Linked DNA regions of Mus musculus: all the other regions are linked to region 3. A link is a loop called in an ENCODE intact Hi-C map of the cell type or tissue named here. Cell type or tissue: gastrocnemius. All regions are shown on one strand.

Region 1 (8,000 bases), 180 kb before region 3:
GGAATATTGGCCTGATATTAGAGTATGTCTCCAGATGTTGTGCAGCTGCACTGGGCACCTACCACATACAGAAACTGGCTTCTTATCCCTCATTCCTGTCCTGTTGGCTGTCAGTGGTGCTTCAGCCAAGTCACGCCGCCCTTGTCCGCTCAGTTGTCTGGGTGCCCTCTCGTTCCAGTTACTGAGCTTGAGGAATGCTGATGGCGGGTTCGCTACCTATGAGAAGAAGCGTGGGGGTTACTTGCTGGAGCTGCTGAACCCCTCAGAGGTCTTTGGTAAGTGTGTTGACTAGCAGCATGGTGTGTAGACCAGGCCTGGCACACAGGCAGGTCCACGTAGAGCCCCCTATGAGCCCCAGAGTATGCAGTGCCTGTCTCAGGCCATGGAGACCTTAGGCTGGGGTTGCTGTTTATCCACAGGGCCTCATGCTGTGTGGAGATTGCCATGTGCCCTTCATATGCTCAGTGACCCCCAGCACGTGTAAGGACCTGTGTCAGGGGCTGTCTGGCCATGACTATTGTCACTAAAGTTCTAGTCTGTCAGGGCAAGCTCTCTCTTCATGGACCCTGGCACCTGCTATCCCTTCCCTTATGCCTTCTCATTATCCTATGCTTTGACCTGTCATACATGTGGGGGTTTGGGGTGTGTGGCAGTGGTAGTAGCCCAGCTGTCTTGTGTGTGTGCCATAGCATAGGTGTGCAGGTCTCACTGTGCCCATTGTGGCCACACTGCTCAGGTTGATCTTGGGGTAATGTCCAGGTGTGACTCCTGCATGCTTTAACACCCTTGCTCACCACACTCTGGCCTGAACCATAGTGGAGCTCAGGTGCCTTCTTTTCTCCCTTTCTAGGAGACATCATGATTGACTACACGTATGTAGAGTGTACCTCCGCTGTGATGCAGGCACTGAAGCATTTCCATGAACACTTCCCAGACTACAGGGCAGCAGAGGTCAGGTAAGGAAGGTAAGGCAGGACTGAGTAGGCCCACAGCTCAGCGTTCCCTGACAGCAGACCGTGGGTTTTCAACAAGATAAGTGGAGACAATGACTTGAGTAAATGCAGGGACAGTTTCAGATGCTTACAGATCCATTGTGTGTGTGTGTGAGTGTGTGCGTGCGCGCGTGTGCGTGTGCGCGCGCCGTCTGTGTCTGTGCTTGAGTCTCCGTGTATATAGGTCTGAGAAAGACAGTACAACTGTAATGTAACAAGGGGTTATTTTTCCTATCTTCTTGAACATGTTTTAAAATGGACATAAATACCTCACTTCGCCACCACTGTCCAGGTAAATAGCCACTATGTGTTCTTTCATGTTGAGAGCCAATGAATGGTCAGAAGCTCTTGAGATTGTTATGTGGGGACCCTGACATTACCTGATTTACACCCCATTGTCATTCCCCCATGAAGGGACTGCCCTTCTGTCCTTAGTCACGGATTGTTGTTGCTCTCTTTGGACCTGCCTTGGTTGAGTCCCGCACTGGCAGGTGTTGGTTTCTTTTACTGTTAGTTCCGTGGAAGTGTAGGGAGCGTTTCATTTGGTGGAAGCAACTACGCAACAGTCCATCCCTTCCGCTGGTTCCTGCGGTCTTTGGATCTGCCTTGTTTGTGATGTTTCTTGAGTCTTGGAGGGGTTGTATAGCTGTGCATTTTCTCCATCTATGGTTGAATATTGGACCATTCTGACATAGCAACAATTACTTTGTCTCAGGAGCTTGACTGGTTGTGAGTCTTCGTGGTACACCTTGTATTATTAAAGTTTCCATCCATGACTAATGACAGCCGAAGGCGGCAGTGACGTTAAGGCGCAAACACAGCGTTTAGAAGGGGCACATCATACCTATCTAATAAAGCAGTGGCAGTGGCCTCCTCATGGGGATGACCTTTGCCCGGTTTACAGTAACATGAGTTTCTTCCTGTGGAGGGGGCCTTAGATCACAGCAGAGAGCAGTAAAGTTGCATTTTCTTAACTATCGTGTTCATGTGTTAATATTGTATTAATGGGCATTTTCTTACCTGATGTTTCTATTGTAACAAGCAGGGTCCATAGCTGAGCTGGACTGTTGGAGACAGTTCTGCACCAACAGCTTGCTGCTATCTTCAGTATTATGAAAGCCAGCTTGTAAGGAAGTAGTTTCTACTTTAGTCTTAGCCTATCTTTGCCAAAGCAGAATCTTTAACAGTAGCGACTATTTAGTTTTGTTTTGCAACAAAAAAGCCTGGCTTTGAGGAGCCTGTCTAATAGCTCCTAAGGAGGTAGCCCACTCCTAGCATTGAGAAAGTTCACCAAAAACCCATAAATAAAACAATACACTTAAAAAACAGAGCTAAAGCATGGAGAGATGGCTCAATTAATAGCATTCAGACTGATCTCACTTGTCCCTGGGAAACAAGGCGTGTGCAGTTGCTCCTTCTCACCCTCTGGGACAGTAAGCCCGAAAGTTAAACTCTTTCTCTGGTCAGTTGCTTGGCTGTGGTGTTTCACCACAGCAACAGAAGAATAGCTAATTCAGAAGCCGGTACGGAGATAGACTGTGAGAGAGAGACCTAAGCATGTTTCTGGGGAAGATGTGGACGGCTTTGTAAGGCTGGACTAGAAAAGTAGTTGAATGCTGTTATTAGAACTGCCTCTGTTGCAGGGAGACCCTCAATCAAGGCCTGGACTTCTGCCGAAGGAAGCAGAGAGCCGATGGCTCCTGGGAGGGGTGAGCAGACAGGAGGTGGGAGGCGGTGTGCATGCAGGGGTGGGAGGAGTCTGCCCTTACTGCCTTTGTCCTGGGAGCCTCAGCTCTATGGCCTGCTATCACCCTCCCTGCTGTATGCAGTTCTTGTGTGCCTTGGTTGGAGGAGGCTGTGGCTGAGCCAGGTGAACAGTGCCAACTTCAGCAGGTCACACTCCCCCCTGCCTGGGATGTGTGTGAGAAGTTCTTATACCAACTGCTGAAGTCCCTTCCTCCCCCTTTCCTCTCCTTTCCAACCTTCCATCCTCTTTCTGTTTCTTACTCTCTCTTTGGTTTTGTGAGACAGGGTCTTGCTGCATGTCTTAGGCTGGCTTTAAATTAGCAGTCCTCCTGCCTTAGCCCAGTGCTAGGAATATAGGCATGTATCCCCATGCTTGATCCAGTTCTGCCCTCTCTGAGGTTGTCCCAGTACCTGGGTAGAGTACCTGTCCTCTCACTTGGAGTGAAGAGCAAGGCTGACGTTCTCTTCTGTTCCCTCTAGCTCCTGGGGTGTTTGTTTCACCTACGGCACCTGGTTTGGCTTGGAAGCGTTCGCTTGCATGGGGCATACCTACCAAGATGGGTAAGTGTGGCTTTCAGGCTGATGGCGGTTAGGGCATTGCCATGGTCGCTGTTCTGTTCTGTTCCTGTACTGTGATAAAGCACTGACCAACAGCCCCTTGGAGAAGAAAGAGGTTACTTTAGGCTTATACTTCCAGGTCATAATCCATCACTGATGGAAGTTAGGGCAGGAACTGAAGCAGAAACCATGAAAGAAACCCTACTCAGCCAGCTCTCTTACACAGTGGGCTGGACCCTCCCAATTTCTTCCACTGATGACCCTGTGTTGACAGTAAAACTAAGCAGACCAGTAACGCTCTGCCATGGTGGTCTTTTTCCTTTGATATTTGACTTTATTTTGTTTAATATTTTTAAACAATGGGATAGGAGTCTAGGAACTCGGGAAAAGAGGGGTTCAAGTCCTATCTCTGGCTGCGCTAGCCAGTACGTCTAGATCTAGTGGGTTTGGGGAGTTAGGGATGTTGCGCTGAGGCAGATGCAACTCAGGGATGCCTAGTTCTGTTTCTGTGTACCCACATACCCAGCCTGCATGTGTCTGTAGCTGCAGAGGGTTTTCCTCTGTGCCCAGCAGCACACGTGCACCCATATCCACTCACTTCTGCAGGCCCCTCCCATGACCCTGAGGCAGCCTGTCAGGGTAGGGTATAGAGGGCTTAGATCCACTCAAGGCAACATGTTCCAAACCTCCTGCTCTCTCTACAGGGCTGCTTGTGCAGAAGTAGCTCAGGCCTGCAACTTCCTCCTGTCCCAGCAGATGGCGGATGGAGGCTGGGGAGAGGACTTTGAATCATGTGAACAGCGGCGGTATGTGCAGAGTGCTAGGTCCCAGGTCCATAGCACCTGCTGGGCCCTGATGGGTTTGATGGCTGTCAGGTAAGGGCAACGGAACCATCATTGGAAGTGTGTGCTAGGGACAGTCAGCTTTGAGGAGGTAGCCTAGGATATGGACAGATGTGGGAAGATGTGAAAGTAGCCACAGGACTGAGCCATTATCCCTCTGTAACTGTGGATGGAACCACATACCCTATTCCTAGGCTAAGTGGCAGCCCGTCTGGATGAGTGGTACTTACAGGGAGACTCATCCTTAGAAGTGGTCTACCTGTCCATTGGTAGTCAGTACTTGTTGGCAGAGCAGGAACAGCGGGGCCTGCGGGGCTGTGGTGGGGAAGGGAAAGCGCTGCCTCAGGATCCAGAGCTCAAGGCTACTGTGGCTGCTTTGGCTCTCTCATGTCCATGGCTCATATTGGATTGAGACACATGTATTGCACCCATGTACACAGACCCACATATGTATCTGGATGTACATGCATTTGCATATATATGTTTAGGTATATACATGTGTGTTCACACAGGTGTAGGAGTACACACACTGTACATGCTGTCTTAGCCTGTGTTGCCACAGTACACTTGGAGCCATTTGGAGATCTTCCCGAAATCCCCTTAGTAAGTGTGTACAGGGAGCCCAAGGACGTGAGAGTCATCAGTCTGTCCCTACTCAGTCCCCAGCAGGTGTCTTAGGGTTTTACTGCTGTGAACAGACACCATGATCAAGGCAACTCTTATAAGGACAGCATTTAATTGGGGTTGGCTTACAGGTTCAGAGATTTAGTCCAGTATCATAAAAGTGGGAGCCTGGCAGCATCCAGGCAGGCATGGTACAGGAGAAGCTGAGAGTTCTACATCTTCATCTGCAGGCCTCTCAGAGAGGACTGACTGACTTCCAGGACAAGGGTATTAAAGCCCAGACCCACAGTGACACACCTACTCCAACAAAGCCACACCTCCTAATAGTGCCACTCCCTAGCCCAAGCATATACAAACCATCACAGCAGGGTAGGCATAAGGCTTGTCTTCCTCCCTAGGGAATCTATCAGCACCGTGTGCCTGCCATGTCGTCATGGCAACCACGTGTGCACTCCCCATGCTTACACATGTTCTGCTTCTCAGGCTCATGGGAAGATTCTAGCAGGAGTCTCAGGTGTTCTGCTTGTTAGGGTTTACCTACCATCTTAGGATCTCATTGCTGTGAAGGGGCACAGTGACTACAGCAATTCATATAAAGGACACCATTTAACTGGGGCTGGCTTACAGGTTCAGGGGTTCAGTCCATTATCATCATGGCAGTGTGCAGGTAGACACTGCTGGAGAAGGAGCTGAGAGTGCTACGTTTTGATCCTCAGGCAGCAGAAGGGGATTGTGTGTGTCACACTGGGCATAGCTTGAACACATAGCCTCAAAGCCCCCCTCCACAGTGACACACTTCCTCCAACAAGGCCACACCTTCTACTAGTGCCACTCCCAGTGGCGGAGCATTCAAACCCATTCCTATTCAAACCACATATATCATTGTCATGGGATTTGGAGACTTTGTTCTTTTCCTGGGATGCACGATCATGCCACTTGCTAGGTATGCTCACCTTGTCTTCTTGCCCCTCAGGCATCCCGACATCACTGCTCAGGAGAGAGGGATCAGATGTCTGCTAGGGAAGCAGTTACCCAATGGAGACTGGCCTCAGGTGTGTGAGGGGTGGGCAGTCATTCCCACATTGATTCCCAACTTCTCCGTTAGTCTCCACACGCTTTCCTATGCCCATGTTCTTCTGAGGGGCCTTTGGGGACCTGGGATAGGGACACTGCCCAGCAGAGACTTGTCCTGCTTGTAGAGCTAAGATGTGTTGAGCACATTTTGCTGTGTGTAAAGGAAACTGGCTGGGGGAAAGGACTGGAGAGCTGAAGTTTTCTGCACAACCTCGGCTCTACCGTGTGCTGTTTGTGTGTGGTTCATCACTCACAAGATGTGCAGCTGGGTTTCCATGTGTCTCTGTGCCTATGGGGATTGTTAGAGACTACTAGACTAAGGAAGAATGTTTACTTGAAGCTATAGTCTCTGATCTAGGACCAAAGTCGAGCAGGATTGCTGCCAGCCTCTGCTTGCCTGTCTTTGGGTCATTAGCTTTTCCCAAGCAGTCTTGTCCTAGGGCTGGGAAATTCAGTAGTTAGGACCACCATCCAGGGACAAGTGCCTTATTGCTCATTTTTTCCATGTCTTTCCAGGAGAACATCTCTGGGGTCTTCAACAAGTCCTGTGCCATCAGCTACACAAGTTACAGAAACATCTTCCCCATCTGGGCCCTGGGCCGCTTCTCCAACCTGTATCCTGACAATACCCTCGCCGGCCACATTTGAACACGTGTGTGTCTGCTGCACCTGGCCAGCATCATCACCATCCAGGTCCTGGAGAGCCCCGTGTCTTGGCTGGGTGATAAGAGCCTTCTTAGCCCTGCTTAGGCCTCGTTCTCTATTTCTGTAGACAGGAGGCTGGGGATAGGGTCAGTGTTGGTGTCTTTAGACACTTGTCAGTGTGCGCTTAAAGTTCTTGGACTAGCTTCAGTGAGAAAGGGAAGAAGATGAGCCTTGAGATCCAGAGAGGCGCAGTGGATGGACTCGGAAGCTCCTGGGTATTCGTTCTCCCCGAGGGAGAGAGGCTATAGAGCTTCTGTGATCAATGACTTCCCTGTGAGGGAGCAGCTGGCTTCTTCACTGCTTCCCTTGTTGATTGTGGAGTGGGCACTTGAGCATCTTGTGTTTGCTGTGCTGAGGGAGTTAGAGCAGCCATATGGTGCAGGGGTGCTCAGAGAAAGGCTCAATGGCAGGTGAGGCAGGTCCCTTACTCATTGTGCCCTGAGCAGTGTCTGGTGTCCCTAGAAACTTGCTACCCATGACTACATCACTATATGAAATGCCAGTTATTCAGAAAGGAAATACAAACTGGCTTTGTACCAGAAATGCTACTAAAAGTCATTTGAATGATCACCGACTCCCTTACTAAACAGACCCTGGGCGTAGTAAAGAACAGCGGCTGCTCTCTCAGAGGACCTGGGTTTGATTCCTGGCACCCACCTGGTGGCTAACAGCATGTAACTCCAGTTCTCAGGGAACCCAATGTCATCTTCTGGCCTCTGTGGGCACTGCACACATGGTACATAGACATACATACACTCATAACATCTATACACATAAAATAAATCCTGAAAATAAAATATTAAAAACAACCACCTGCCTTCCTGAGACATTTCATCCTGGAGTGTCTATGCTGAGTCTGTGTGGCAAGGAGCCAGTTGTAGCATCCAATTCTGCCCCCAGATTATATGCTTATACAATTGCATTGGTTTCTTACAAGATCAGCATCCTGATGTCCAGGCTTCTCAGTCCTTGTTGAGATAGAGACGCACACGTGGGGGAGCCATTAGGGTAGACAGTGGTTGTAACGGTTCCTGCCATGGGACAGTGCTGGAGCAAGGACAGCTAATCATATCCAGCTCACCACTTAGACACACCAAGGCAGCCAGGAAAATGCCCATGACACCCAAAGATCGTTATCAGCCCATATGCCAGCTGTGCTTTGTGAGTCCAAGTGAGGGCCAGATGTCTGAGGCAATCCTTTTTGGGTGTGAGCTCTTAAGTTCCTGATTGTAACTGTGTGTCTGGCCAGAGCAGGCAGAGTTCAGGGTGGAAACTATGTGTCTCCTTGAAGTTACTGCCTTTCTCTCTGGCCATGGTGAGCGGGGTCCAGCTGGATGCCCCTTTAGTTAACTAACTCTCGGCATCTGTAGTGCTTTCTGCACTGGTATCTCCAATCGCTCCCTGACCCATAGTCTTCCCTCCGACAAGCAGAAAGCTGTGTCTGATCCCCATTCCCCTG
Region 2 (8,000 bases), 270 kb before region 3:
ATGTTTTTCTGAACATTAAGTGTCCCTTGACCCCCATCGATAATAGCTAGCATTCAGGGAATTTAACTTTCACCTGCCTGTCCAGGGTGCCTTTCAGGAGTGAAGTATCATGAGGAGCCAGAGCCTTCAATACAAGACCTCACCTTTCCAGGCAGGATGGATGGAGGCTGTAGTTCGGCCTCTTGCCATGGGGTTTCGAGGTGGGGGAGGGGAATGCTGGGCAGCAGCCTAAGGGTTAAGGGTGTATCTGGGGTAGCCCCTTGCACAGGTACCCCTCCTACCTTTTGCCACTCGGCTTTGGAGCTGTGGGTGAAGCCCAGCAGGTGACAGAGTCCATGGGTGGCTGTGACCTGTTGGAGTAATTGAGAAGTCAGCTCAGGGGATGATCTACCAGACGGCCGCCCCTTCGGGCTCACAGAGGACCCTTGTAAGACTGAGTTGTCCTACGCCAGGACCCTGGGGCAGGATACACAGTTGCTGCCCTGGGTTGGAGTTAATACTCAGTTCTCTCCTGTCTAGGCAAGTGCTACCAGTGAGCTACATCCCAACCTCTATCGCCTCCTGTCTAAAACAGAACAATTCATTCACTCAGTTCACTTAATTAGTGTGGAGCAACACTGTTTGGGGTTGAGACCAGGTAAAAAGAGTTGATTGTCCCTGGCAGTATTGGGAATCTGACTAGATAGAATTAAGCAAGGGTGAATCACGGTTGTAGTATCAGTGGTCTAGAAGGTTGCAGTGAAGTATTGATTGAATCCAAGAGTTCAAGACCTGGGTGGTATAGTCTACATCTTTTCATTTATTTACTTATTATTTTTAAATTGTGTATATGTGCACATGAGTACAGACATCCTTGCGGCCTGAGAGGACATCTGATACCTTGGAGCTGGGGGCAGGCGGTTGTAAAATACCTGACCCAGATGCTGGGAAGAGAACTCGTGTTCACCAGAACAGTGGCTCCTGATACCCACGGAGCCATCCCTCTAGGCTAGGGCGTAAAACAAGGTCAGGGCACCTGTGCAGAGTAGGCATGGTGGTCAGGCAAAGACAGGACAGGACTCGAGTAGGTGGAGGGAGAGGCTGGACGCAGCAGAATCAGTGTCGCCTGCTTCTAACTGCAGACAGGATTGGGTTATAGCCCGCACAAGAAGGGGTAGAACAGAGTCCAGCAGAGGGCACTGAAGATCTGAAGAGCCCAGCTAATGAAGAGCCTGCATGATGTCTAGCTTTGGCTGACCAGAACACCAAGATTTATAGAGAGGACTACTGCAAGCTAAGCTAAAGTTATCTCTAGCAATCTTTAGTACCCTCTAATAACCATTTACTACGAACCTTGGGATCTGCCCTAATACCCTCATGTTGAGCAGATCACCTCTTGGAAAGCATGGTTAGTCTGACACACTTCTAGCCTCGGCCATCCCTAAAGCCAGGGACACTCAGTGGTTGTGTGGGAAACCTACAGAATTGCCACCACCTCCCTGTATACTGTCTGTCTAACGTCTGCACTGAAGTCACTGGTGACATGTGCCTTTTGTCTATTCCGGGACTATGAGAGTTCACACAACCCCTTCCATGTTGTACAGTAACCCAAATCTGTTCTTTGGCTTCAGTAGCCACCCTCATTTGGCTCAGAATAAACTAGTTTCTTATTTCCTTTAAAGCAGAGGTGTTATTTTATGTCAACTGGCAGTGCCGCTGCTGGCTCTGGGCCACTTCCTTCACAGCAGAGAATTATAACTTCCCCAACTCTGTATAGCACAGGCTGCACTATCCGAGATCAAGGAGACAGTCAAGGCCAAGGCCTTAACTCTGGGTCACCACCAGGGCCTGCTTTGGGTCACTCTTCAACTCTAGGAGGCCCACAGACAGCAAGGCTGTGGGTGTTCTGCCAAAGTGGAGCTCTTCTACTGAACACTGGTACATCGCGTCTCTTGTTAGTTTCCCCTCCTGCCTTCAAACTCTGAAGTGTGGAGGCTCCTGTTCTGTTCTGGGTAGTGTAATAAGAAGCCAATCCAGCAAATTTCAATTAGGGAAGCATGGTCCCATTTCTAGAGATAAAAGCTGAAGAAGTCCCTGGGGACACCAGGCTTCCCCCCCCCCCCCCAGTGTGTTCTCCTTCCCTCAAGTCTGGAGCTTCCAGTCCCATCAATACAAGTGGTATGTGTGGATGCTCGTGTGTTACCAGGAGTCTCCTCTTCCACCTTCTCTAAGGTTCATTTGAAGTTCCTTTGCGAGCGTATGTGGCTCCGCACCCGACTTACCGTCAGGACATCACAGTAATCCTCACTTTCTCTGCAATGCTGAAGAATGTACTCCACCCCTAGGAAAATGTCTCCCAGATTATAATCATCCGGTGAGTGTGGCTGAGGAAATTCGCCAGCTTTCAGATTCTGAAAAGGAGAAACATCACCAGGTTACAAGGACCTGGCTCACTTGTTTAGCAGAGGGCACGGGACTCTTAACCACAGGATGCTCAAGCTGCATAATGAAGGCTAAGGACCATCAAAGAGTCTGAGGGGGTGGAATGCAGTTATCACACAGTGACCCTCACGTGCTGTTTTTATCAAATTATCTACTCACCCCCCCAACCCCTCTCAAAGTCACATTCAATATCATTGAATTGGCATATGGACACAATCACACTCTTTCCCCACTTGTGTGCCTGCCATTTTTTCCTGTTAAGGGAAACAGGCTGGAGAGTGGCTCAGTGGGTAAGAACACTGACTGCTCTTCTGAAGGTCCGGAGTTCAAATCCCAGCAACCACATGGTGGCTCACAACCATCGGTAACGAGATCTGACTCCCTCTTCTGGAGTGTCTGAAGACAGCTACAGTGTACTTACATATAAGCCGGGCGTGGTGGCGCACGCCTTTAATCCCAGCACTTGGGAGGCAGAGGCAGGTGGATTTCTGAGTTCGAGGCCAGCCTGGTCTACAAAGTGAATTCCAGGACAGCCAGAGCTACACAGAGAAACCCTGTCTCGAAAAACCAAAGGGTGGAAAAAAAAAAAGAGAAAAGCAGAAAGAACTTTGCTTTGACAGGGGAAGAAACGTGTGTATGCTATAATCCACTATATATATATATACAGAAACAAATCCTTCATTAGCTGTGGCCTCTTCAGACATGCTGTAGACCTTCAGTCCCCTCTGCTGGGCTCTGTTCTACCCATCTTGTGCGGGCTATAGCCCAATCCTGTCTGCAGTTAGAAGCAGGCGACACTGATTCTACTGCATCCAGCCTCTCCCAACGCACACCTCGAGTCCTGTCCTGTCTCTGCCTGACCACCATGCCCACTCTGCACGGGTGCCTGACCTTATTTTATGCCACAATCACAAGGCTTAACTTTCCAGGGTTAAGCCTGCATCCTTGGCTCTTTCCTTCTCTTTTCTATCCTTTGAAGCACCATTTACTACCAATTCATTCCCCAAAAGGAGTATTCCCATTTCTTCTGCTAACAATGGGGGAAGCTATTTAGACAATGTGGTTCCTTGTAGCTATCTATCGCAAGGGAATCTGTTGATAATGCTTACCAGTTTTTACTTTTCTGTCCAAGCATTTACTACTGAGGTACACTTAAAACTGCAGACACTCTTATTTGAATTTCCTGAGGGCACTGAGTTAGTGAGAGTGGTCCCTGCATAGAGGAATTGTGATGTTTAGGGCTAGACATACTTAATGGGTCTATGTCATATTGCTTCATTTCTGTTTTTTATTTGCTTGTTTTTGAGATAGAGAGGATTTTTTTTTGGACCGAGTTTCTCTTTGTAGCCCTGGCTGTCCTGTTAATCACTCTGTAACACCAGGGTGGACTTGAATTCAGAGATCTGCTTTTCTCTGCCTCCCAAGCATTAGGACTAAAGGTGTGTGCCACCACTGCCACCCGGCTGAGAAAGGGGCTTCTTATGTGGCTTTTGTCTGGCCTTAAACTAACCAGGCAGACCAAAGGTGGCTTTGAACTCACAAAGATTCGACTGCCTCTGCCTCTTGGATAGATGGGATTAAAGGCATGCACAGTCACACCAGGCTAGACTTCAGTGCATTTCCAGAAAACTTCAAAATCAAAGATAACCAGATCTGTAATGTAATTAACAGGAACTATTCTGGAAGGAAGGTAAGCTGTACGAGAAGAACATATATACATACATATATATTTATTTTAAATATGAGGTATACATATTTACCTCATGAAATGAGAAAGAAAGCACGTCAGTTGGGACATTTTTATTCCTGTAGATCCTATTAATGTTCTGAATAGTCTTGTTGTCAACACAGATGATCCCCAGGTCAAATTTCTTCACTCCTAAGATACTCCTGACTAAATCCATCTTCCTGCGAAGTGGCACTCTTCTGATGGGGACCACCCGCTGCAGATTTTTAATCACCAAACTCATTTCGGGAAGAACACCCAGCCCTTTAAAAAAAAAAAAAAATGGTTGGAAGGAACCTGTGGTTAAAGTTCGAGAAAAGACCCGTAACTACTAGAGAGTGATAAGTTATGTAAAAACACACACGCGCTCACAATAAAACTTTATTTGATGGGATTTATCTGGTGGCAATGCTAAGGGAAATCACCTTTATTTACCCTAGGAAACTAATAAACAGGGTAGACTGGGCACAACGTGCAGAATAAGGCAAGTGGTTTGGGGCGGTTGCAATGGTGCAGGACCAGGTGAGGATGAGTGTGGGTGAGCAAATGGGGTCGCTGTGGGTCCAGCGTCTCTCGGGCACTCAGGCTGGAGGATCCACGCACGAACGAGGGGCTTCCACGCCGCACAATGCGGGATCGCCGTGCACTTACCGAATCCGACCGTGAAGAAGGTCGGGGGTCTGGCGGGCCGCCTGCCGGAAGATCAGCAGCAGCACACCCCAGAGAGCGGAAGCCGGATGCGGAGGACCGGAAGTTGGTCCTACAAATTTGATGTCCGTAGCGCACACCCAAGAGCCCGCTCCAGTGGCCGGTTTGTTGCGGTGCGGTGGGCCCGGTAGAGGCTGCACGCAGACTGTGGGCGAGCACAAGCGCTGGCGACAGTGGCCGTATCTGGCGGACTTGCTCCTCCCTCCGCGGCCTCCGCTGTCCCTTGTGTCTTTGCCGAGTTGCTGAAGGCCTTCACTAGTCTTCGCTCGAAGGCGTCTGTTAACCTAGCGGCCGGCTTCCGGAGTGTTAAGCATCGGGGATAAAAAGCTATTATTTCTAGACCAGGGCATCGCAAGTTCGAGTTACCGGGAGAAAAATGAGATGGTAGGAACCCAAAGCAGTAACATTTTAAATTACGGTTTTTGTGTTTTTATTTATTTATTTATTTATTTTGCCTTGGAGATCGCAAGAATCTGATAAGTGATGTGTTCCCGTCTTATTACTGAGGTTTTGTTTGTTTGTTTGTTTGCTTGTTTTTTCCCCGAGAAGGTATCAATTGAATAAAATGCTTTGCATTTTTATTTTAATCATAACGGATCAGGCTTCACCTAAGCCTGCTGGAGCACACCTGTGGTCCCAGCAGAAGGGAGACCGAGGCAGAAGAAAGGAACTTAAGGTTGTGCTTGATTGTAGTAAGCTTGAGGCAAGCCTGGGCTAAGCGAGACCTTGTCTTTTTTTTTTTTTTTTTTTTTTGGTTTTTCGAGACAGGGTTTCTCTGTATAGCCCTGGCTGGCCTGGAACTCACTTTGTAGACCAGGCTGGCCTTGAACTCAGAAATCTGCCTGCCTCTGCCTCCCGAGTGCTGGGATTAAAGGCATGCGCCACCAAGCCCGTTTTACGAGACCTTGTCTTTAATGAAAAGAAAAAGAAAAAAAAATCTTTAAACCTCCCTTACACCATAATCCATTTCTAATACCCTGTGTCCAAAACCTGTTGATCTGTGAGTGGTCGGCGGCCCGTTGTGCCCTTGCCTTTTAAATAATTGTCTTAGAATTTCTGTGATTTAAGAGTTGGAGCAAAATATGCTGTGATGTCCTAACCTTTTTTTTTTTTTCCAGGTCATCCTGAGGATGAAGGAGAGCTTCCCCTGGCAACAGATAATTTAAAGAGGAGAGCTACTTGTGTATAGTCCATATTTATTGCCTTCAGATAATTGGCTTGAAGATGCACCCGGTGAACCCCTTCGGAGGGCAGCAGCCCAGTGCTTTTGCGGTATCTTCCAGCACCACGGGAACATATCAGACTAAATCACCATTTCGATTTGGCCAGCCTTCCCTTTTTGGACAGAACAGCACACCCAGCAAGAGCCTGGCGTTTTCACAAGTACCAAGCTTTGCAACACCCTCTGGAGGAAGCCATTCTTCCTCCTTGCCAGCATTTGGACTCACCCAAACCTCAAGTGTGGGACTCTTCTCTAGTCTCGAATCCACACCTTCTTTCGCAGCTACTTCGAGTTCCTCTGTGCCCGGCAATACGGCATTCAGCTTTAAGTCAACCTCTAGTGTTGGGGTTTTCCCAAGTGGCGCTACTTTTGGGCCAGAAACCGGAGAAGTAGCAGGTTCTGGCTTTCGGAAGACGGAATTCAAGTTTAAACCTCTGGAAAATGCAGTCTTCAAACCGATACCGGGGCCTGAGTCAGAGCCAGAAAAAACCCAGAGCCAGATTTCTTCTGGATTTTTTACATTTTCCCATCCCGTTGGTAGCGGGTCTGGAGGCCTGACCCCTTTTTCTTTCCCACAGGTGACAAATAGTTCGGTGACTAGCTCAAGTTTTATCTTTTCGAAACCAGTTACTAGTAATACTCCTGCCTTTGCCTCTCCTTTGTCTAACCAAAATGTAGAAGAAGAGAAGAGGGTTTCTACGTCAGCGTTTGGAAGCTCAAACAGTAGCTTCAGTACTTTCCCCACAGCGTCACCAGGATCTTTGGGGGAGCCCTTCCCAGCTAACAAACCAAGCCTCCGCCAAGGATGTGAGGAAGCCATCTCCCAGGTGGAGCCACTTCCCACCCTCATGAAGGGATTAAAGAGGAAAGAGGACCAGGATCGCTCCCCGAGGAGACATTGCCACGAGGCAGCAGAAGACCCTGATCCCCTGTCCAGGGGCGACCATCCCCCAGATAAACGGCCAGTCCGCCTCAACAGACCCCGGGGAGGTACTTTGTTTGGCCGGACAATACAGGAGGTCTTCAAAAGCAATAAAGAGGCAGGCCGCCTGGGCAGCAAGGAATCCAAGGAGAGTGGCTTTGCGGAACCTGGGGAAAGTGACCACGCGGCCGTCCCAGGAGGGAGTCAGTCCACCATGGTACCTTCCCGCCTTCCAGCTGTGACTAAAGAGGAAGAAGAAAGTAGAGATGAGAAAGAAGGTGAGTCCTAAACATGTGTGTGCCACAAAAGTGTGCTGCCGAGCTCTTGTGAGGTCCCTTGTGGTCACTTGATTTTAAGTCCCACGATCTTGGCTTTTATCCCGTGGTGGCTCCTTTTGCCTGGAAGTGTTGTCCCTGACAGACTTACTTGTCTGCTCTCTAAATTCCAGATTCTCTCAGGGGAAAGTCTGTGCGCCAGAGTAAGCGAAGGGAAGAGTGGATCTACAGCCTCGGGGGCGTGTCTTCTTTAGAGCTCACAGCCATCCAGTGCAAGAACATCCCCGACTACCTCAACGACAGAGCCATCCTGGAGAAACACTTCAGCAAAATCGCTAAAGTCCAGCGGGTCTTCACCAGACGCAGCAAGAAGCTCGCCGTGATTCATTTTTTCGACCACGTGAGTACTCCCGAGAACCTGCTGCCTGTCGCTTTTTCTGCATTGCAAAGAATCACACCCAGGGCTCTGAGCAGGAGATGCAAGCTCCGCCCCTCTGAGCCTGTGTTCTCAGTCCTCAACTTGGTCACTTGAAAAATACATTTTTTAAAAAATTATTTTTAATTTTTGTGTATCAGTGTTTTGCTGGCATGTTTGTCTCTGCATCACTTGCATGTCTGATGCCCATAGAGGTCGGAAGAGGGCATCAGATCCTCTAGAACCAGAGTAACAGATGATTTTACAATGGGTGGAACCATGTGGGTGCTGGAAATAAAACGCAGGCCTCC
Region 3 (8,000 bases):
TAGTCTGCATGGGTCCAACAACATTATAACATTATCAACCTCCATCTGTAACACATGGAGGTACAGCAACAGAGGCTGGTGGATAAACCACCAACTGACAATAGCCCTAAGGCCATGAGGCTGAGTTGGGCACGCTCTGGAGTATAGCGTGGTACCAGGATCCCAAAGGGGATACAGAATGGAAAGTTTTGGGGTCCCACTATAGAGTGAGCTAGGTGGGTCCTGTTTTGCACAGGGGTGGTCTCTCATTATGGGGCAGACAGGCAGCTCACTATTATAGGCTGTGCCTGTAATGCCCCCGACTAATTGTTTTGTGAAGGCGGATCCCTCCACTGGTCCCCCACCACCCTCCCTACTCAGCGACTCCAGCTGACGATGTGGCTCCCTGGCTGCATATTAACCTAATTTATTTTTTGTTCTCTTGTCTGAAAACTTGAGAATTTTATTTTCTGGTGAGAAGTGGACATGGGAGCTCTGGTCGCGTGCCGTCCTTTGAAAGAGACACTACAAAGCTGAAAAAAATGAGTTGTGTGCACGATACCCAGAGAGACCAGCGAGGCAGAGCCAAGCAGCCAGTGAGTGGGTAACCCCAGGCCTCCCTGCTCTTCGAGGCTTGGCTGGGAGGCTCAAGGACACCATGACACAGACGCTGGCAACTTGGCCTGAGGGGCTCCAAGGCTGTTTGGAGTTGGCCCAACACCCACAAATCTGAGGCTGGATATTCTGAGAACCCTAGCTAGCAGTGGAGCCAGAAAATTCACATAGCTCTAACTCTTTCCTCTTCTCCGGAGGAAGGGGCGATTTCCCCCCAGAAAAGCAGCTGACCCACGCCGCAGGCTGCAACACATGGGTGTCCCCACGGATCCCCGTGGAAATCTTGTCTCGAGTCTCACTGCCAAAGCCTCGTCCTGGGAGCGTGACCCTGACTCCCGAGGACAAGCAGAAGCTTCCCCAGGGGCAGAAGCAGGAAGCAGACAGACACTTTAGCAGGACACTCTACGCCAGCTGGAGCCACGGCTTAAGCACAGACAAAAGCATTTGGAGAACGGGCATCTTTGGAGCTGTAGGCAGAGGTTTCTGCTCTAATCTGCTTCTCTTACATACACCCCTAAACCCCGGTCCTCACCGCCCAATCTATATAGAGCCTCTGCACGCTGGTCCTTTCTATGGAGGTAGAGGGACCCAAGGGATGCACAGATAGCTGGGGCAGCTGCACAGGTCACCAGAGAGTGCCATAATCATTCTGTGCTTGCTGCTGGTGGTCTCTAGACGAGAAGCCAGTGGGCAGAACGAGTCATATCTCCTTTTCCGCCCCAAGATCCCTTGCAACCTTTTGGTTCCATCAGCTAAGTTTCTAACAGCTCCCCCCGCCCCATACACACACAAGTGCACAATGACTCCCTTCTCTCCGGGAGCTGTGAACCTGACCTTGGGGAGGTAAAGGGCTCTGAAAAGTGGGTACCCTTGACCCTGGGGATAGTTGAGAAATGGCTACATGCAAAGCAGGGATTGAGTACCATGAATAGCAGGCCCATGCTGAGCACAGAGTTATCCACTGAGCCTGCTGAGGGCTGCAGCGCCCCAGGAACACTTTACACAAGGGTCCTTGGGCTCTTATCCTTTCTCAAGGGACCCTCTCCATCGAATTGCCAGCTAGCATGGCTGGCTGTGAACACAGTGACTGGGGGCTCTGGTTCTGGACGGGTTAAACTTTCCTATTACCTCATACTGGCCTCCTGCCTGTAGAGAGAGAGAGAGAGCAACATCTGGCAGAGGTATTTCTCCAGCAGAGCTTGGGCCTCTGGAGGAGCAGCCTGGCTCCTTACCAGAGGCCAGCTGCAGGCTTAGGCGGAACTCAAGGGAGGGGGCTTCCCGGGAAAGGATAGCCACAGTGGTGCCGCACCACCTGGGTCCCCGAAGCCCACCCTCAAGGGCCTGGAGATGACAGCCAAGCATTCCTGTGAACAAGAGTCACTTCCTGTCCTGCTAACCCTGGGAAGATGCTGGAGCTGCGGTGTGGAGGGCTGGGCTAAGCATTACCCCAGACGTTTTGAGGGGCTAATAGGGTTTCAAAATGAGATCTACTACGAGCCCAGGACCGTGTTGGAGACCACCAGGTCTGGGGTATGCCCTCCTTGTCTTTATCCCCCAACAGCCACAAAAGCAGATCCTGCCCCTCCCACCCCCAACCAGAGTCTGTAAGTGATATTCTGGGGATCAGACTGCTGATCAACATGCAAAATTGCTGCCTTTCTCAGCCAGAGGTGGCGCTGGGGAGCTGGGGAGCCGCACCAGGCATGCGTCCTGTCTCTGCAGAGCCCCTGGCACTTGGAGTGTGGGTTCCACTGTATAAGCCTCGCGCTGAACTGTGATTGATATTTCCCAGCTGCTGCCAAGACTCTTCGTGGAAAACTGCTATAGCCTGACCGCCTGAGTTCTAGCGAAGACAAGCCTAGTCAGAGAAGACTTCCTCACCCCACCCTGCTGTGCGCAGGAGAGAACAGGACACTCCCTGCTCTCTGCAGGGAGCCAAGCAGGGGACTCCAGGCCCAGTTCACTCTTCACCTCAGGTAGCCAAGGATTGTCACAGCGGAACAGCAATATATGCAAGGGGTTGCTAAGACCCTTGGTCTCTTCTCAGCCACACTGGGGCTTGGAGACTCTCCAGCCTGCTGCTTCAGGGTGGCCTGGCTGGCAGCCTTGTCCTCTCACCCTGCCTGGCCTCATCCCCCAACCATGGAAGCCCCTCATCCTTGGTACTCTCTGAAGATGTCGAGGAGACCGAGGGACCCAAGATCAGCCAGGGCAGCAAGACAGGCTGCATGCAAGAGGTGGTCAGGGGTCTTTTCTAGCCTCTGTGCTCTAGGCTGGGGACATAAGAACCAGGGACATTCAGATCTGGGCTGGTTCCTGCTCTGTCATCTACCAGTTCTGTGACCTAAGGCCAGAGAAACAAGCCAACATTGTGTTGCCACATCTTCAGGAGATACCCCTCTTAGTATTGGTTAGTGAGAGTTTATGATGGGCTATTAATGGCAGTGTCGGAGTAAGACAGTCTCAATTCCTTATCAGGAGGCCACCATCAACAGGTCCCATGTAGACTCTGTCCAGATGTGCTAGAATAGTGATTCTTAGCCTTCCTAATGCTGTGATGATTTAATATAGCTCTCCATGTCGTGCTGACCCCCGACTATAAAATTATTTCATTACTGCTATTGTTAAGAAGCCGGGCAGTGGTGGCACACACCTATAATCCCAGCACTTGGGAGGCAGAGACAGGTGGATTTCTGAGTTCGAGGCCAGCCTGGTATACAGAGTGAGTTCCAGGACAGCCAAGGCTATACAGAGGAACCCTGTCTTGAAAAAAACAAACAAACAAAAAAGAATCGTAATGTAAATATCTGATATGCAGGATATCTGGTATGTGACCCCTGTGAAAGGGTCGTTGAACACCCCACCCCAAAGGGATCTTGATCCACCGGTTGAGAATCACCATTCTAGGAGGTACCCTAGGACCTTCTATCTGGCATCTGATTCCATAGCCCCGGCTTCTCTAAGGAGGCCTCTTGGCAGTCAGATGTGCACCCTGGGTCACATCTGGGGTTCCTAGGAACGGCTACAAGCCTGCATGATTTTTCTGATCTATCAAACTCTGGAGCAAGAGATGTCTCTCGCTGTTCTGTGGAAAAGGGCCTCGTTCTTGCTCAATGATCTCCAGAGATTGAGGGGCCATTCAAGCACTTCCATGCAGGGGTTAACTTTAAAGAGAAAAAGTATTGTTGACAGTCAAAAGCCAATAAAATCAAGACCCACAAGAGTGAGAGGTAATTAAGCCTGTTCAGTGCCTGTCTAGGATCCCTGGGCTTCAGGTGACTGACTCAGATATCTTCTTCCCTTGTTGGCAAAACTCCCCCAAATCAGCACTAGGACTTGGGGTACACATGTGCCCTGGGTTATTTATGCCAGTTTCTTCCCCAGCACACACCGGAAATCTCACGTTCTGGTGGTTAGTGATTAAGGCCCAGAGAGGCTCTCAGGGGCCAATATGCTGGGCTTGAGCGCCCTCTGCTGTCCATCTGGGCACTTTGCTGGATGTTCACAGACAGAGACAGAGCGGCTGTGGAATGGTAGTCATCATTGCCTACCTCAGGCTTGCTTGAATAGATTGAGTCTAGGAAGCATTGAAGTCAATGAAGCCTCTGGGGAGATTCCATTTTCAGCCTTCCTGAGGCACAGTGTGCCCTGTCTCAACAAAGGTACAGGAAACTATCCTACCAGAGGCTGGCCCCTGTCACTTGGTAGGCCCAGTCCCAGATACAGAACAAGTGAGCAGCCTCAACTCTGTGACTAGCCCAGCTGCTTCCCACCTCTGCTTGCCTGTTTCAGAAGTTTCTAACCTTCCTGAAGCCAGAGCTCTCTGTAAAGAGGGGAAGGCTAACCCTAGGATATCTTAGGCCTAGGTATCCCAGAGCCTGGCACCATAACCCTGTGCCGTAAGAGTGTTTTCTAGGATCTTCATGTATATCTAGACATCAGTAGGACTCCCCATGGTAACTCCTAGCCTCAGAATTAGAGTCACAACCAAGGGGAAGGATCTGGGTTAGGGTTGAGATTAGGTTAGGGTCAGTTCCAATGAGCAACTTGTTCCTATCAGAGACCCCACATGACATAAACTACCACTAAGCATACTCCCACGTTCAGTTCCAGGGGCCAAGTCAGTGAAAGGTGTCCAATACTTCTTAGAGGGTCCCCCAAAAGGTGAGGGCAACTCCTTCAATCTTCCTCCTTGAAGGCAAATGTCTAGTGCCTCAATAAGGTGATCAATGCTTCAGGGACACAGGTTAGGACCTGTCCTTGCCCCTTGTCTGCCCACCTGGTTCTGAGATTCCAGAGAGTAGAGGTCAGCAGGTGGAAACGTAGGCAGGTCAGGCCCTGGGCAGCAGTGGCTATGAGTTCTTTGAGGATTTCCTGAGCAGCAGTTGGGATGGGAGACTCAGCACTCAAAGCAGGCTTGGCAACGCTTGGCTTCTGGTTGTACGCTGGTTCCTGGAGGATGAAGGTTAATAGGGCCTGGATCCCGACTGCCATTCTCCCCAATTAGACAGCCAAAGATCACCGGAGTCAGGACGCCTGACGTCATGGCAACCCTCGACACTCGCCACTGCTGTTACCATTTGTGTGTGTGTGTGTGTGTGTGTGTGTGTGTGTGTGTGTGTGTGTGTGAAATCACAGCAGCTGGAGGTAGAGAAAGCTACCCTGGAACCCAGGTCCAGGAGTCATGTGCTCAGGAATAGAGAGAAGCTGAGGTTCTGACAAACGAAATTCCACTGATAGAAGTAGTGGCACTCTGGGAAGAGGCTGGACACCCAACACGTAGACTGTCTCAGATATCAATAACTTCCTGAATTCTACTATATTATCCATGACCTTACAACCTTAACGGGATTGTGTCCACCATTAATACTCTCTGAATTCTGTTCATTGCCAGATGCTTATTCTTGTTAGCAGCAGTGCTGCCATTGTCGTAATTTCTGTATATTTTTATTGGTTCGGGTTTGTAGTATTATAATGGAGTGGTGTTATATACTTTCCAGTTCTAATCCTCTTAATTTCACTTTCCGATCTAATCCCATTGGCTAGAACCTCCAGCAACGCTAGGAATCCAGAATGCTAGGAAAAAACCCAAAGGGAGCCGTGTCCCACTCTTGGAAGCTTGCACCTGCACTCTGGGGGAGTCTGACCTCACGGAGGCCTGGAAGGCAACATCACCCGGGGCAGCCACAGCTGCGACTGATGGGGGCGTGATTGTGGTGACAAGTCCCCTTGAGTCATGAAACTGGATGCACATTGTCATCCATGCTCCAAAGCTCTCTGAAATCAAACTGAGAAATCTTCAAGCTCTCCTAAAAGCAGGGTGTGCTCCTACCCACGTGTACTGCAGTGATCTGAATGGAAGACTAACAGGCTCAGTCTATTACCCAATCTACATAACATAACCATAGGCTGCCAACTGTCTTACCAATGGTTTTTATGGTAAAAGAGAAAACACGTTTAATCTCAGCGCTGGAGAAGTGGAATCTTTACTACTGAGGTGTAGCATTATTCTTGGAGAGAGATGAATGAATGTCTACTCACCCCAGATAGGGGACTGGTGACAGACCACCAGGAAAGATAACACCAAAGTCCAACTTGGACTTTTTAGCTTTTTGGTTTTTGTTTTTAATTTTTTGGTTTTTAAGGCAGGGTTTTTCTGTGTAGCCCTGGTTGTCCTGGAATCTTGCTAGGACCAGGCTAGCATTGAACTCTTAGGAATGACCTGTCTCTGCCTCCTGATTGCTGGATTAAAGGCATGTGCCACCACTATCCAGTGAAGCAATGAGTTTTAATTATCAGGAATATGAGTGAAGGGTTACTTTACTTATAAGATCATGAATTATCTCAAAGACAGCTTTATCATCAAAGCCTACCCAGCAAGGGCAGTGGCTTATGAAAGCTGGGAACCTAATATTCTTTACAACATAGAGGCAGTTCAGCAGGCTGGAGAGTGCCTTTCAGTAGTCTTTTCTCCTTGGCGTGGGAAGATTTAATTTATCTGGTCAGTTTCAGGGACTTCCTGAAGCCTTTGAGTTGTTGGCTCCTGAGCTTTACAGACTTCTGTGTGGGAACATCCAATATCTTTAGCTTCTCACTCAGACAGGCTATATTTTGATGAAACTGCCACACAAAAGGTATATGGGGAGAATCTGTCTCAGGAAGCACACACATATGCATGTACACACACACACACACACACAGAGAGAGAGAGAGAGAGAGAGAGAGAGAGAGAGAGAGAGAGAGAGAGAGAGAAAGAGAGAGAGAGATCTTTTCAGAATGAAAGGTCTATAATATTTGTATGATACATATGTAATTGACTAGTACGATGCCTTACATTTACATTTGTACATATGTTCCATGCCTGGGTGTACATGGGAGTGTCATAGTTTGTGTGAGTTATAGGACACACAGCCTGAGAGTCAGTTCTCTCCCACCATGTGGGTTCCATGTATTGAACACAGGTGTCAGGCTTGACAACAAATGCCTTTCTTTACCAGCTGAGCCATCTCACTGGCCTCATGAGTTTTAAGTTAAAGATGTTCTCTTTGAGGTTTTGTTTTGAGACAGGCCTTGGCTGGTCTAGAAAGAACTTGCCATGTAGATCAGACTGAGCCTTCAACTTACAGAGATTAGTCTCCTCTGGCTCTTAGTATTAGGATTAAAAGCATGCACTCCTAGAGTCGTTTGCTGTCAAAAACAGTAGCTTTGAGTGGTAAAAAAAAATTTTAAAGGAACAAAGGGAATATTGAAAAAAGTCTTTCCACCTTTGTTTCTTTGTGGCTTAAGTCTGTGGTTCCCAACCCCAAGCAACAAATGTTACCAATTAAAACACTTTTTTAAAATTACATATAAAAAAGAGAGATATAAAAAAAACACATAATGTCTATACACACCTCCTCAATCTCCTCCTGTTTCCACAGAGGCTCTATGTTAGATACACCAATTAAAGAGTCAAAGCTAGAGTCCTCATAGAAGAGAGAACACCTGGCATCCATCTTTGGGGGTTGGGTTACCTTATTCATATTTTTTTGAATTCCGTCTGTGTCCCTACATGATTCCATGATTTGGTTTTTCTTTAAAGCCGATGTCTTAGATAGGGTTTTACTGCTGTGAACAGACACCATGACCAAGGCAAGTCTTATAAAAACAACATTTAATTGGGGCTGGCTTACAGGTTCAGTCAGAAGTTCTGTCCATTGTCATCAAGGCATGGTGCAGGAGGAGCTGAGAGTTCTATGTCTTCATCCAAAGGCTGCTAGTGGAAGACTGACTTCCAGGCAACTAAGGTGAGGATTTTATACCCACACCCACAGTGACACACCCATTCCAACCAGGTCACACCTATTCCAACAAGGCCACACCTTCATATGGTGCCACTCCCTGGTCCAAGGATATACAAACCATCA

What was found. Peaks named below come from ENCODE experiments on the same cell type or tissue, not always from the same donor. Only the 100,000 strongest peaks of a DNase experiment are listed, where the experiment ranks them.
Region 1: it touches region 3 in a loop (8-fold over the local background); 23 of 42 quality-filtered maps call a loop at or near these places.
Region 2: it touches region 3 in a loop (4-fold over the local background); 30 of 42 quality-filtered maps call a loop at or near these places.

What each region holds. Positions count from the first base shown.
Region 1 is chr10:76,546,585-76,554,584 of GRCm38, forward strand. Lss (lanosterol synthase) reads left to right here. Exons shown (of 22, transcript NM_146006.2): 16 at 179-275; 17 at 851-956; 18 at 2,636-2,701; 19 at 3,219-3,299; 20 at 4,001-4,171; 21 at 5,736-5,814; 22 at 6,353-8,000. The coding sequence ends at 6,484. 4930483K19Rik (RIKEN cDNA 4930483K19 gene) reads right to left here. Exons shown (of 4, transcript NR_045354.1): 4 at 1-216. Among named protein-coding and RNA genes, the nearest start is that of 4930483K19Rik, 12 kb to the right of the region's middle. In gastrocnemius, a CTCF peak has its summit at 4,048 (motif pointing right); no DNase peak of the experiment used is centred here.
Region 2 is chr10:76,463,976-76,471,975 of GRCm38, forward strand. Ybey (ybeY metallopeptidase) reads right to left here and starts at 5,139. Exons shown (of 5, transcript NM_172550.4): 1 at 4,799-5,139; 2 at 4,182-4,411; 3 at 2,262-2,390; 4 at 282-350. The coding sequence starts at 4,391. Mcm3ap (minichromosome maintenance complex component 3 associated protein) reads left to right here and starts at 4,927. Exons shown (of 29, transcript NM_019434.3): 1 at 4,927-5,239; 2 at 5,974-7,277; 3 at 7,448-7,674. The coding sequence starts at 6,080. In gastrocnemius, a CTCF peak has its summit at 4,859; a DNase peak (open chromatin) is centred at 4,915; H3K4me3 peaks cover 1,940 bases; H3K27ac peaks cover 1,835 bases.
Region 3 is chr10:76,731,162-76,739,161 of GRCm38, forward strand. No RefSeq gene overlaps it. Among named protein-coding and RNA genes, the nearest start is that of Col6a1, 9.1 kb to the left of the region's middle. In gastrocnemius, CTCF peaks have their summits at 2,268 and 4,067 (motif pointing left); DNase peaks (open chromatin) are centred at 1,874, 2,285 and 4,057; H3K4me3 peaks cover 2,276 bases; H3K27ac peaks cover 3,711 bases.